Regions from separate parts of the Homo sapiens genome. Here region 2 is linked to region 1. The links are chromatin loops, found by intact Hi-C in ENCODE. Cell type or tissue: HepG2. All regions are shown on one strand.

Region 1 (8,000 bases):
CTTTCTCTTTCTCTCTGTTATACTAGTTTCCTCTAATCTTTTGCTCAGTAATATATCACAGAACAACTTTCAGCTCATTAGCTGACAACTCCAATGTTGTTCTTTTAGAATGGTCAAAGATTTACTCTTTTCCCTGATAGCCAACAATACATAAGACTTTAATGTCCCTTTTCACATTTCCTGAGGCTAAAATTTTCACAACATTTAACTCAAATTTAAACTTCCTAAAACTATTTTGGGAAAAAGAACCAGGAAGATTTATTTTAACATTATTTTTCTTAATCAAAACAGCAAATGTCGTGAATTTTACACACTAAACATACTTTTTAGTGAGGAAATACTCTTCTAGAAAAAAATTGAAATTGTACATGCTATTTACATTAAAAAGTAGAAATTAAAATTTTCTTTTAGTGATATTAATAATGTTATTAGGCTGAACCATATGAAGTTGCCATTTCTGTAGGTCAAGTTGAATATTGTCAATTTTGTGTGGTTCAACCTAATACAGACTCTTGCATAGAGGTTACAGCCATAGATTATACTAAGAAAAGAGTCTTCAAAGAATTTAGTCCAGAAAAAATGAATTTATTGGTTTACTGATTTGAAAAGGGTGCTTAAACAAAGCAGAAGTATTCTTCAATTTCCCATAGTAAAAGCAAAAGCTACCATTCATTGAGTGGGTTTTCATCTGCATCACCTTATTCAGTTCTCAATATAACTCTGCAACCATTTTGAAGTAGATATTCCTATCATCACTTAATAGATGTACAGAGTCAAAATTCCAATCCTGAGTCTGCTGGACAAAACCCACACTCTTTCCCTTCTATTACACTACCTCAGAGATTTAACACAGAAGATAAACCACTTCTCCAAAATACAATACCAGTTAGCGTCAGGACTTGGAGTTATGGGTACATATTGAGTTATTTGCATAGAAAGCTTGACTTTCTACAGTTAGGTCTTTGAGAAAAAATTCTATAAAGTAGGAGATCATCTTATATATACTGAGCTCCTCAAGAACAGAGGCTATCTAAATAATCTTTGAATCCATGGGACATGGCACAGAACCTATTGTAAATCATAAATAAACATAGTAAATCACAAATAAATGTTTCTAGAATAAATGAGTAAACAAAAGAATGACTTTTGCATGGGAAAAGGCAGAATAGGTTCATAGCTCTTTGCAGAATCAAACATCTTACAGTATGTAGGTATTTTAAAACCACAAGATAGAATCACAGAATCATAACTCCGAATGGAATACCAGAGTTCCTCTTGTACAATATTTGTTTGTTTGTTGTTTATTTAATAAACAAAGGAACTAAAGTACAAAATTCCAAAGCTAAATGATGACACAAGCCAGAGCCAAATCTACCAAGCCTTCTTGAAAATATACCTATCCCTGGATTTTTCTTCCTTTAGGAACATAAATGTGCTAAGGTATTATCTACTCATCAATAATTACCAAAATTATTTATATTTTTATACACAGCATATATACATGTATACATACACACACACACATAAACAATTGCAGCACAATTTACTTTCTTTAGGGAAATACTTGTTTTTATTGCACACAGCATTTGATAAATATCAACATTAGCCAGGAACTTATAGGTGTGAGAAAGAAGGCAGCTAAATACAAGTTTTTTTGGTTGAAAATCACACCCATTCACTAATCCTCAGGTGGACTTGTTCTCAGGAAGAATAATTTACATTGTCAAACACTCACAAGCCTGAAAAAGAAAGAAAAGAAGGGTGAATTTGTATTCATACAACAGATACCTTCACACACTTTATCCTGGAAAACACATTGTAGTTTATACAATTTGTTGGTGAGTGATTTATGCTTTTTATGCATAGTTATTTGCTTAGTCTCCTATTCATCCAAAAATCCATACTTTTTCCTGGTTTACCTGACTTTCTCATTATGCATAACTTTGAAGAGAAGCAATATTTAGCAATGATGCATTCTCTGCAAATGGATGGCATGCATGCATCTGTCTTCTAATATAATATTCATGGTTTTCACATCTCCAAATGTGAATTTTCCCCTTAGTGCTTCTTCAACCCGTATTTTGTATCTTAGGGCCATACAAAAATTGAAACATTTCAGTACTTATTTCATACTTTTAAGAGGGAAGAAAATATTGGCAAAGGATGGGTAAGAAATGGAGGTTACAATGCAGATGATATAAACCTTGAGCTACATACATACCCAAAAGCCCAAAGTTGAGCTATTGTTGACTGACTGGTTCTAGGCAAGGACTAAGGGTCAGTTCAGGAGCAAATATAGAATTTAGAACATTCAGTTTATAATGATGGTGTTAAGAAGGGGGTTGAACATTCACTTGGTTCTTTGATATGTAGCAGGTCTCTATAGTAGACAGGAACAAGTGGATTTTGAAGAAGCTCCAGAGACCTATAAATCCTAAGGAGTTTCTCCAGAAGCCCTACATGGAAAAACCCTAACTTGAGGCTTGTCCTTGACTTAGAGTCACAGAGCATTATGTATAAGCAACACAGCCTAAGATAGCATTTCCAAATGCTAGCACAGATAATTTTGCTATTTTAGTTTTCAGGAGCAAGCTCCTCTGGCTTGCCTGTATTTGACAGCTAACCCAGTGTTTTAGTTGTATTGATGGTGGAATGAGAAAGATTTATTTTTATAAGTCTAATTATGAGACTTTCACAGCACATCAGTTTGGACTTCAAAAGGATAACACAATTCCAGAAATTAGGTGGTAAACAGCCAGTCATAGGCTGTCTTCCCAATAAAGCACGATAAATCAACCAGAGAAGAGAAGAGAGGATGCAGCAGGAAAGTAGAGGCAGATCACTCAGAGGGAGGTGGTAAGAAAAAGCAAGTGAGACCAGCTGCAGGAGGAGGAAATAGACACAGCCCAGCCGCAGAGGAAAGGTAAGGAAGGAAGAAGTGAAGGGAATCTAGTCACAGATGCAGAGAGACAGATCAGGAGAGGATCACAGAGGTGAGACCCTGCAGGGGAGAATGGGAGGAAAGGGTGAGGGTATAATAGAGAGGAAAAAAAATGAGAATCAAGGGACCACACCTTTACAGTGCAGTGTGCAGTGTATGGTGTACGGTGTACAGTGCAGTGTACATGGCAACTTTTCCAGGTGGTAGGAGTTTGACAAAAGAGAAAACAATGCAACAGGAAACTGCATGCAATGCAAACTTGGAAAGGGAAAAGATAGAGGATGATGATTTAAAGAATGCAGAATTATATGTCTGGGTTTCATGGAACTCCTCGTGCCAAGAACAGCAAGGGCTAGTCACATATATTTTATTCTGTTGCTGGCAACTGTTAGTGCAGTGAATGGAGTTTGAGAGTTCCAGGTCCTCTGTTTCAGGCAGCCTCCAGTGCTTCTTCCCCTTCTGGATGACTGCTGCCCTTGTGCTTACTGACTTAATGCCTCTTGGTCTCACAAGATGTGGCAGAGCCCACCGCTGATCAGAACCTGCAGCCAGCCTCTCACAGAACTGGCCCCAATATAGGCTGAAGCATAATTCAAGGAAGGAGCTGGGTGAGAAGGCACTGAACTTGGCCACAGGAATATTAAAAGGGTTTGACGTTAAAATGCTCTGGGAGATTGTTGTGCTCTCTAATACCCAAAGTGGCAGAGCTGTTGAGGAAAGCTGGTCCCTGCACTGACCAAGCTTGCCCTAAAGAAACAGGGAAACAGCCTGTAGACACCAAGACTACAGTATGCCTGGAGGGGGCTGTTTACTGAGATGGAAAAGCAAAGTGGCCCATTGTGATGACCGGCACGAGGCTGCTGTTAGAAGGCATGTGATATTATGGGGAAGGGAATGTGTATGCGTGGGGAGCAGAAGTAGATTTGGAAGCACATAGCAACATTGATGACTGTCAAAGATAGGAGTGTTACCTGCAGACCTAAGGCTGGAGACAGCAGGTATTATAAGAGAAGAGGGAAGATTAAGTAGGGGAGAAAGGACACAGTGTGTGCACCACACAGACCGTATCTCTTATGTTAGCTCTGCTACTTTCGAAGCATCTAATCTTTCTGTGCCTCAGTTTTCCCATCTTAAAGTTGACCTCAGCAAAGTTCTTGGGAGGATTAACAATAACAAGCCTAACACAATACCCTCTTGTTCAGTATTCAGTAACTAGTATTATCTTTATTAGTGATCTCCTTCCACAGTTAAATTCTTGGTCACAAACAGTTTGAAAGTCAATTGCCTTGATTTCTTCTCCCTTTATTCCCTCTCTCCTTTTCTTTTCTGTTCTCCTGATTCGCTTTTCCCCTCCTTCCTATTATTTACTGAGCATTCACTTTGTGCTAGGAACTGAACGAATGCAGTGGAACTTTATTTCTTGATGTTTTTATCTACTGAATGGATTGTGGCTTTGCAGCTCCGTTCACATCTGAAGCTCTGGCAACTAACCATGGAAACTCACACCTTGCTGGAGAGTTGTTTTCTGCAGGGAGCAGCAATTCTATGTGCTAAATTGGGAGGCTGGAAAGAGAGAATTGGTTAGTAATTAGAAAAGATATAAATTACTGAAAATACCTCCCTGCCTGTGTAAATGGAAAATTTTTCTGATGCTTATAATATCCACTTGGGACTGATAGTGAAAGATTCAGCACAGCCTTGACTGCTTTTATGAAGTCTTGATATATGCTTCAGAGAACAAAGGAAAGTGATGAAGGAGAGATGATTCCAGACGATGGTCACTCTTTCTCACTCCTTATTGTATGGAGTTTGTCTTTTCAGGAGAGTTTTGAAATGATTCTGTTGCTGCTTCTAGTTTTCCCAAATGTCTAGAAGCATTTTTTGAAATCAGTAATGCTTGGAGTTAAGGCTGTATTTATGTGGTCTGCCTAATACTTCCCACAAAAGTCCACATTCAAGATGGCAGCTCCAGTATAGAGAATTATGCCTTTCAAGGTGGCAAAGTTGGTTGCCACCTTCTAGGGTCCTGCTTGTCTGCTATATTATTCTCCTCGCTTATACTTTCTTTTCTAGTTTACATCGTTTTCACTATTAGACACTGAAATTGGCCATGAAATCCTTGGTGAGCTGATTAATAATTCCTCTTTAGAGGAACAGGAGTCTTTGTGAACCTTAAGGCTTCTTCAGAGTTGAGGAAGAGATTCATCAAGCACGTAAAGCTGTAGTCACCCTCAGTAATAATGTATGAGGACATCGATTTGTGCCACATCCTGGGAAAACAAGAAGCCTGAAACAGTGGCTGGGACTGCCCTCGTGGGGCTTACAGTCTAGTTATTGATATTTATTCATTAAAAAGGTAAATAGAAAAAGAAAGCAAATCACAGAACATCGTGTGTTATTATGGGATCATTCTTTAAAACAATGACTATATATGGAGGTAAACATGAATGTTTTTCCACTCACATATATTCACTCACTGACAGGAACCAGGCACTATCCTAGACATTGGGAATGTAGCTGGGGATATGTAAATATGTGTAGAGAAAGTGTATAGAGTTAATTTGTCTAGTTTATTATCAGTGGTTACCTGAAGGTTAAGATAGAAAGATGTTCACAGTTTACTTGCTGTTTTTTTGTATTGTTTTAGTTGTTTAAAATGAGCTTGCATTACTGCTCACCTGAAAAATAATAATAAAAGAGTAAAGAAGGACCAAAATTCATGTAATGCTGCCAGGTTGTGGGGCTGATGGCCAAGTAAGTGTCACGGACCATCATGATTACAGGAGGTCTGGGAAGATAGAACCTGACCTGGACAAGGGAGAAGGCCAAGACTTCAAAGAATCCAGGAAAACAGGAAGTAAAACAAGGAGGAGGAAGTTAGGCCCAAGGGAATAACATTAGGCTAGGGATGGACATGAAGCTTCTAGCAGCAGCAGAGGGTTTGCTTAGGAGAGGAGGCGTGTAATGTAGGACATTGAACTCTAGCATTCTCATCTGGACTCTACTACAAATACACTGAGTGACCTTGGAAAATAACTTCATTCTCTGTGCCTCACTTTTTCCACCAATGATATGGGAGGACTAGACAGAATCCACTCTAACGTTCCCTCATATCAGAGAAGTATCTGGTCTTAAAAAGACTAGAGAGGGTTGTGGTAAAAGCTGCATTGTGAAAGGGCTTAAATATAGGGCTAAGAAATTTGCACATAATTTACAAGCAGTTAGGAACACAGATGAATATGAGCATCTGTGGCATGTATAAAATGTGAAAGGCAGTATTTAAAGAAAAGTAGAGTGGTTGTGATATACAAGATGACTATCAAGGTATTGAGAGTAGACAAAAGGGAGAGGGAGGATGGGAGAGAGACAGAGATTAGAGGAAAAGCTAACATCAATTAGAAGTCTACCACATGGTAATGAGATATAATATCATGCTATATCAAAAAACCAAATATATGATATATCAAAAAGAACAATATTATATATCAAAAACATTCTAATATGATATATAAAAAATTATGTCATGATATATCAAAAATAAATCCAGAATGATAGAGAAAAATTATATATATATATGGGAGAAGCTCTCCTGCACAAAATAATACCAGCTAATAATTCTAGAATAAATAAAGAATTTATAAAATAACCATTTTTTAACCCGCTACAAAATAACTATTTCAAGAAAGCATAATCCATAGATGCTAAAACAATTAGGGGTTAAAGTTGACTGGAAAAAGGATATTTACATGGTCTCAAATAAACCACCTTATAGATTGTTATTTGCAAAATAGAAAGGTGCCTTTTAAATGAAGAGATCTGGTGGTCCATGTATTTTGAGCTTCCTGCTATGACGCAGTAAGAAATACACAGCATTCATTACACACTGGATTTTGCTAAAAATGTTTCACCTGATTCTGAAGAAACAATCAGACAAATTCAAAATGCAGAACACTCTATAAGCATCTGACTGAAATTATTTTTAAAAAAAGAGTAAATTTTATTTAAAGAAAAATGTAGGTAATGTTCAAGACTAATAATGACTAAAGACATAGTAACAACCAAATGCAATGCATAAAACTTAAATCCTGGATTTAAGAAAAAAATCTGTAAAAGACATTTGGAGGATAACGGAGGAAATTTGAATAGGTGCAATATATTAAATGTTATAGAAATATTAGTTTTGTTTGCTTTCTCTGGAGTAATAATGGCATTGTGGTTATACAGAAAATGTCTTTACACTGGGAAGATGCCTTGCTGATATGTTAGATTGAAAGTGGAATGACGTCTGCAACATAATTCAAATGGTTCAGAAAAAGTGTGTGTCTGTGTGTGTGTGTGTGTGTGTGTGTGTGTCTTCTGCTAGGCAGATAGGTAGGTAAGTGGAGAGAGTGAGAAGGAGGAAGAGAGGGAGAACAAATGTACCAAAATGTTAAGAACTGTTGAATCTTTATGAGTTTTTATTATAATGTTCTTCAAGTTTTCTATAATTTGAAATTTTTCAAAATAAACAGGAAACAGGGCCTGTTTCAATAGTTCAGATCAATGCTTAGAACTAGCATAGTAAATTAGAAAGGAAAAAACAAAAGCAACAGATATTTTGAAGAGAAATAGTTTAATAAATATTATTTCTCATTCATAGTGGTGAATACAAGTTGATTTTCATGCATCTCTGTTTATTCAGATCTCCTCCTCTTGATTTGACTGATTGCAGTTGGGAAGATTTTGACTTCCCAAAAAGATTTGACTGATTGCAATTGGGAAGATTTGATGAAAGTAATTGGGAAGAGGGGACTTAAGAGTTCTTGACACAGTTTGCCTAAACTCACAAAACCTGTTTCTTGGGAGCTTTTAGGCAATGAGATGATTACCTTATTTTTAGATGAGGAATAAGTCAAAGAAATACTAAGATGTAATTATGGGCAACAGCCAGATGCCAAGATACACATAAGCCCAAACACAAAAGAATGTCATCAACTTGAGGAACTACGATGAAAAAAACATCAGATGAGTCCCACATGCAGCAGCCAGAGTTTGAGTTTTGCATTAACAGATTTTGACC
Region 2 (8,000 bases), 580 kb after region 1:
GGCACTCAACATCATGGATAGTCAAATAAATGCAAATCAAAAGTACAAATAAGATATCATCTCCCCCCAGTTAAAATGACTTACATCCAAAAGACAGGCAATAACGAATGCTGGTGAGGATGTGGAGAAAAGGGAGCCCTCGTACACTGTTGGTGAGAATGTAAATTTGTACAACCACTATGAAGAACAGTTTGGAGGTTCCTCAAAAAACTAAAAATAGAGCTACCACACAATCCAGCTATCCCACTGCTGGGTATATGCCCAAAAGAAAGGAAATGGGTATATCAAAGAGACATCTTCACTCCTATGTTTGTTGCAGCATTGTTCACAATAGCTAAGATGTGGAAGCAATCTAAGTGTCCACCAACAGATAAATGGTAAAGAAAATGTGGTACATATACACAATGCAGTACTAATCCGCCATAAAAAAGAATAAGATCAGCTGGGCGCAGTGTTTCACACCTGTAATACCAGCACTTTGGGAGGCCGAGGTGGGCGGATCACGAGGTCAGGAAAACGAGACCATCCTAGCTAACACAGTGAAACCCCGTCTCTACTAAAAATACAAAAAATTAGCCGGGCATGGTGGCACACACCTGTAGTCCCAGCTACTCGGGAGGCTGAGGCAGGAGAATCGCTTGAACCCAGGAGAAATAGGTTGCGGTGAGCAGAGATCGCGCCACTGCACTCCAGCCTGGGCGACCGAGTGAGACTCCGTCTCAAAAAAAAAAAAGAATAAGATCTTGTCATTTGCAACAACATGGATAGAACTGGAGATCATCATGTTAGGTGAAATAAGCCAGGCACACAAAGACAAACTTTGCATGTTCTCACCTATTTGTGGGATCTAAAAATCAAAACAATTGATCTCACGGACACAAAGAGTAGGATGGTTACCAGAGGTTGGGAAAGGTAGTAGGGGAGTCAGAGGGAGGTAGGGATGGTTAAAGGGTACCAAAAAATAGAAAGCATGGGACTGGATGCAGTGGCTCATGCCTGTAATCCTAGCACTTTGGAAGACCAAGGCGGATGGATCACTTGAGTCAGGAGTTCGAGGCCAGCCTGGGCAACATGGCAAAACTCTGTCTCTACAAACAATACAAAAAATTAGCCAGGCATAGTAGCATGTGCCTGTAGTCCCAGCTACTCAGGAGGCTGAAGTGAGAGGATCCCCTGAGCCCAGGAGGTCAAGGCTGCAGTTAGTCGTGATCGCCCCATTGCATTCAAGCCTGGGCAACAGAGTGAGACTATCTGATAGCACAACAGGGTGACTATAGTCAATAATAACTTAATTGTACATTTTTAAATAACTAAAAGAAGGTAACTGGATTGTTTATAACACAAAGGATAAATGCTTGAGGGGATGGATACCCCATTCTCCATGATGTGAATATTTCACATTCCATGTCTGTATCAAAACATCTCACATACCCCATAAACATATACACCTATGTACCCACAAAAACTAAAAAGAAAAAAAGAAAAGGTAAATGTCCCCCAACAATGCTCTTTTCCAGCTGTTGCGACTTATAATCCCCCTCCACCACACCATCTGATCCACTCCTAGCCCTAGGAGTCCTTGATGGATGGACTCACGAAAAGAGGGTGAAGAGCAAACTCTTTTGGCTCCTCATCACTTTCACCTTCCCAACTTCCAACATCTATATTAAAAACACCTTGTTGTTGTAGAACAGTCTCTTTAGAACCTGCTTCCAGATCCCTCATTTCTCTTTCAGTTCAAGTGGTGAAGAAATGACTAGGACAGGCTGAAAACTAGCCATCAATGAAACTTAATTTACTGTCCCCACAAAGATGTACTATGAGCACCATGAGTGAGCCTATCTTTTCCTACTGTGTCTAAATGACACCCCCACACACGCGCATTAGCAATAAAAAACATATGTAGGATATGAAATGGGGGCTATAAAATGGATGTGTTATAGGAGGAATTGTGTTCCCCTCAAAATTCATATGTTAAAGTCCTAACCTCCAGTACCTCAGAATCCAACTGTATTTGGAGATAGGGCCTTTAAAGTGGTAACTAAAGAAAAATAAGGTGATATGGGTGGGCCCTAATCCAATTTGACTAATTTACTTACAAGAGGAGGACATCAAGACACAAATATGGTCATGCACAGAGGAAAGACTATGTGAGGGTATAGCAAGAAGGCAGCAGGTCATCTATAAGCCAAAGAGAGAAGCCTCAAAAAAAACCAAACCTGCTGCCACCTTCATCTCAGACTTCTAGCCTCCAGAACTCTGAGAAAATAAATTTATGTTGCTTAAGCCATCCAGTCTGCAGCATTTTGTTATATCAGCCCTAGTAAACTCATACAGTGGCTTTGCTCCAAGAAACCACATTAAAAAAAAAACAAAAAAAAACAAAAAAAACTTTAGGTACATGTTCAGCCTCCTCCCCATTCACATATCTCACAGTAGAGAGTTTAACTCCTGGATGGCCAGCAGAAATGGATGGAGTGAGATACTCCAAATCGAGGGCACAGAGCTCACCAATCTGTGGACCTCTCTCTGTGTAGGAGAAAACATCCTTTGCATCCCATCTCTTCTCATTTCCCTTGCTTATAAAACCATTGGTACACATAGCACTTAGATTCTGTACTTTGAGATACATTATGGATTAAACAAAGTAAGCTAAAAACCTAACCAATGGGAACATAATATATGATCTGAGGACTGCCAGAAGTATTTGTGAAATAAAGTCCAATTCAAACACGATTATATTAATAAGCCTACTATCATTTTAATCTAAGAGTTTAGTAAGAATCACCTGCCATCAGGCCAGGCATGGTGGCTCACGCCTGTAATCCTGCACTTCAGGAGGCCAAGGCGAGTGGATCATTTGAGGCCAGGAGTTCAAGATCAGCCTGGCCAACATGGTGAAACCCCATCTCTATTAAAAAGACAAAAAATTAGCCGGGTGTGGTGGCACATGCCTATAATCCCAGCTACTAGGGAGGCTGAGCTTGGGAGGATGACTTGAGCCCAGGAGGTCTCCACCTGCACTCCAACCTGGGTGACAGAACCAGACCCGGTCTAAAAAAAAAAAAAAAAAAAAAAAAAAAAAAAAAAAAAAGAGAGAGAGAGGGATGATTTCTATTTTAGTATGAATTAATAGGTCATTTTAAAAATGTTATCCTAAGAAACTTCTCTAGCAGTACATTTCACATCTTAACTAACATGACAATGTCACTATAGAAATTTTATTGGAATTACCCTTGAATAAGATAATGTATGAATATCTGGCATCATAAAAGAAACATTACACTTGAATTGAAAATTAGGCATTCTATATACCATACAAGATAGACTGATATCTGCTAGGGTATCAGAAAAAAGTTTCATGTTTCATGTGTTTCTGACTGATAATTACTTTAAAAGATGAATAACTCAGCAGCTATTGTATCCGAACTGAAAGGAGGAATCATAACTCACCTTTATGCATAGGAGTTGATCCATTATCAGCACGCTCATTAATATTGATTACTCCATCTTCCACTAATTTCTTAAGCATCCCCAAATCACCCTTAAAGGCAGCCACATGACCTGGAAATGCTAAAGCTATGAATAAAAAAATTCAGCATTTCAATAAACATAAGAGTTTATTCTTTTCCCTGTCTTAAGCTGTCATATATTTCAGGTTTCAATATTTTCTCAAATATAAGGCTGTTGTAATCGGATGAGTTCAGTTGATGACTACCAGTAAAAAGAGAATTATAAAATGAGATTATTACTAATCATTCTACTCCTTTTACCCTCAGGACTTCAAACATGCCAGAAGTATTGTACCAGGACAATTTTTAGCCATACTCTCTTTCTCTCTCATATCACCACAAAACACAGGGGATGGTCATTTAAAACCCTTTAAAACCCTTTGTATAAAGACACACTTAGAAGCCGGGCATGGTGGCTCACGCCTGTAATCCCAGCACTTTGGGAGGCTGAGATGGGTGAATCATTTGAGGTCACGAGTTCAAGACCAGCCTGGCCAACATGGTGAAACCCTGTCTCTACTAAAAATACAAAACTTAGCCAGGTGTGGTGGCTCACGCCTGTAATCACAGCTACTCAGGAGGCTGAGGCAGGAGAATCACTTGAACCTGGGAGGTGGAGGTTGCAGTGAGCCAAGAGTGAGATTCCATCTCAAAAAAAATAAATAAATAAAGACACACTTGTTCTCACGGCCTGCAGTTGCACAGACCTCTCCTTTTCTGCTTATAAGATAGTGAAAACAGCAAAATAGACTAGAAGCAAATAAGAAGTCTGTATGTGCACACACATATAGAGTCATCCCTTGGAATCCTAAGGGTTCCAGGACCCCCAAAGATACCAAAATCTGTGGATGCCCAAGTCCCTTATATAAAATGGTATAATATTTACATATAAACCTATGCACATCCTCCCTCCCATATACTTTAAATAATCTCTAGGTTACTCACAATACCTAATACAATAGAAATGCTATGTAAATAGTTGTCATACTGTTTTGTTTTGTTTTGTTTTGTTTAGAGGCAGGGTCTCACTTTGTCACTGAGGTGTGGTCACAGCTCACTGTAACTTTGAACTCCTGGGCTCAAGCAATCCTCCCACCTCAGCCTCCCGGGTAGCTAGGATTACAGGGATGCACCATCATGCCCTACTCTTGCTGGTCTTTATTGTATTCTGTCTTACTGATCTGTATGTCTGTTTGCCATTACTACACACTGCCTTGATTACCATAGCATTATAGTAAAAGTCTTAAAATCAAGTCGTGTAAGTCCTTCCAACTTTGTTATTTTAAAAATATTCTTTGGCTATTCTAGGTTGTTTCTTTCCATATGTAAAAATGAGAATAGCTACATTTCAGATGCATTGAGAGGGTTAAATTATGAATTCTTTGGTAACCAAGTATCAAGAAGATCTTATTTTTAAAAAAGACAAAACAATGCAATCCTTACAAGTGCTTACTATCATGTCTGGCATTTTTAGTAAGGACTCAGTTTATGTAGTTACTATCATTAAAGACATTTTATTAAGCATCACCTATATGCTAGGGATCAGGTTAGGTACTTCCAGTTGTGTGTGTGTATGTGTGTGTGTATGTGTGTGTGTGTGTGTATGTGTACATATGTATGTGTACAGATGTACAGCTGGCCCTCCATACCTGCAAGTTCCACATCTGCAGATTGAACAGATGGAAAATATTTGAAGGAGAAACAAATAAAAATAACAATACAACAATAACAAATAATGCACATAAAGAATAATACAGGCTGGATGCAGTGGCCCATGCCTATAATCCCAGTGCTTTGCGGGGAGGCTGGGGCAGGAGGATCACTTGAGGCCAGGAGTTTGAGACCAGCCTGGGAAACATAGTGAGACCCCAACTCATATATATAACTAAAATATAAAACCACAGAATGGAATGAAAAATCTAAAATAATAGTTTACCCTTGAGGAGGAAGAAAAGGTAATGGTATTAGGGAGAGAGCTCCAAAGGGCTTCAACTCTATATTTTATTCCTTTTTTTTTTTTTTTTTTTTTTTCCAGGATGGAGTTTCGCTCTTGCTGCCCAGGATGGAGTGCAATTGCATGATTTCAGCTCACCACAACCTCCACCTCCCAGGTTCAGGTGATTCTCCTGCCTGAACCTCCCGAGTAGCTGGGATTATAGGCGTGAGCCACCGCATCTGGCCTCTATATTTTATTCTTAAATTTAGTGATTCACTGCTCATTATGTTAATCTTTTTCTTTTTTTTTTTTTGAGACAGGGTCTCATTTTGTCACCCAGGCTGGAGTGCAGAGGTACAATCACGGTTCACTGTAGCCTTGACTTCCTGGGCTCAATCCATCCTCCCACCTCGGCCTCCCAAGTAGCTGGGATTACAGGCATGCCTCCACATACAGCTAATTTCTGTATTTTTTGTAGAGATAGGGTTTTACTATATTTCCCAAGTTGGTCTCAAACTTCTGGGCTCAAGCAATCCACTCACCTCAGACTCCCGAAGTTCTGGGATTACCGGCATGTGCCACTGCAACCAACCTCTACACATTTTTGTCTAAAATATTTCATAGTAAAGAATCTAGATGAATGTATAGACAACGATATGTAATAAATTTTAATATGTTATATATTAAACATGTTTATATTTTTACATATAACGTATATAACATTTGCCTTATATCTTTTCCTATTTCATTGATTCTACTCATTATATTATCATCATCATCATCATCACATTATATGCTAGAACATATAACTTAATTACTTACTTTCCTGATCCTCTAGGTCTTTTCCTTCATACTCAGCCCCCTGGATAAACTGTAAAATGTTCTGCTTGAAGAACCTCTGGGCCAAATCCAGTACATTTTCTCCATTATCATTGAAAGCTTTTAAAACTTGCGTCGCACTGCTCATTCTACTGACTAGGAATTTGAAACAGTGAAGGTGGCCTTCCATGGCTGCTAAGTGAACTAGAGGAAAGGAAAAAAAATTAATTTAATTTTTATTTTTTAAAATTTTTATGTATGTATGTATGTATTTAGAGACAAGATCTTGCTCTGTAACCCAGGCTGGAGTGCAGTGGCACAATCATAGCTCATTATAGCCTCCAACTCCTGGGCTCAAGTGATTCCCCCCACCTCATCCTCCCAAGTAGCTGGGAGTACAGGCAGGAGCTACCATGCCTGGCAGAATTTATTTTTTAAATTGAAACTAAAATAACTTGAAAAAAGAAATAACACATTAGCTCTATTCCTTATAGGGAGATGACTATCCCTGCCCCAAATGACAGGAACACGGAGAAGAGACCTTTTTCCCAGCCTGCATTTCTTTACACAGTCAGCCTTCTAGTCACTTCAAAGCAGTGAGTAAATGGTTGAATAGTTACACTTACCATGAGTCTATAAAGACCAGATGAGGGTCACCGAAGAGCAGGCCCAGAAAGTTATCTTAGAAAGTGAAATCCCAATTATGCAGTTTATAATTACAGGATAAAATGCTTATTATATAAGTAAAATAAATAAGTAAAATTTAATATTTTGGGAAGAAGTGGAAGAAATAAACCAATAGTCACTCTGCAAATAAGAACATTATAATATTTTATCACTATGCATTTGTCACTTTTCTATAATAATTTATTCTTTTTATTATAAACAAGAAGAATGGATTGAACTGCAGACTAGGTATATACACTGACTTCAACATTTATAGCCCTTCAGGAAATAACAGAAAAGGTATTTTTTAAAGCTATAAAAAACTAAAGAAAAAAACAAGAATGCCATGAACAGACAAGAAATTTTAAGGAATCCCTGAAAGAAAGTATATTGGATGAGACTCAGGGACAGCCATAACCTAAAACTTCATGCAAAAAAAAAAAAAAAGGAATGAATCTGGAGTTGTTACAAGCTTTGAGGCAATGATTACAAAGACCAAGACAGTCTTTACACTTAAGAAATGACCGCTTGGGAAATAAGCCCAATTCACATATCTTGATTATGGAGAGGCAGGGTAATGTCCAAGTGGCCAGTATAATTCAGGTGAAACAAGAAGTACCAGAAAAGAAGTCCAGATAAGACAAGTTGCTGGCACATATCAATCTATCCTCCCTCAGCTGCCCCTCACACTAGGCCCTGCCCCCCTGAAACTTCAGATTCCTCTAACTGCTTACTCATCATTTACACTTAAAAGTCTTATAAGCATTTCTAACATATGTCAAAAGTTGAGCTCCTTAGCCTCCTCACACACATTTACCTTATATTATCTCCCCGTCTCGGTTAATGGAAGTTCTCTCCACATTGTTCAGGCCCATAAGCCTTGGAGCCATCCTTGACTCCCCTTTCCATTACTCCCCACATCTAATCCATCAACAAATTTTACTGGCTCCTTCAAAATATATACAGAACCTGATTACTTCTCACTACCTTTGCTGCCTGTATACTGGCCAACCGAAATAGTAGCCTGAATTATTGCATCAGGTTCCCAATTACTCTCCCTATTTCTT

What was found. Hi-C counts contacts between places; a loop is a spot of excess contacts. Peaks named below come from ENCODE experiments on the same cell type or tissue, not always from the same donor. Only the 100,000 strongest peaks of a DNase experiment are listed, where the experiment ranks them.
Region 2: a loop joins it to region 1, with 6 times the contacts of the local background. A loop is called at or near these places in 5 of 110 quality-filtered maps.

Annotation. Positions count from the first base shown.
Region 1 is chr11:83,803,874-83,811,873 of GRCh38, reverse strand. The region is part of intron 17 of DLG2 (discs large MAGUK scaffold protein 2); the gene reads left to right. Among named protein-coding and RNA genes, the nearest start is that of DLG2-AS2, 170 kb to the right of the region's middle. In HepG2, no CTCF peak of the experiment used is centred here; no DNase peak of the experiment used is centred here.
Region 2 is chr11:83,223,326-83,231,325 of GRCh38, reverse strand. It overlaps ANKRD42 (ankyrin repeat domain 42), which reads right to left. Exons shown (of 11, transcript NM_001300975.2): 6 at 6,271-6,471; 7 at 3,454-3,579. Among named protein-coding and RNA genes, the nearest start is that of ANKRD42, 34 kb to the right of the region's middle. In HepG2, no CTCF peak of the experiment used is centred here; no DNase peak of the experiment used is centred here.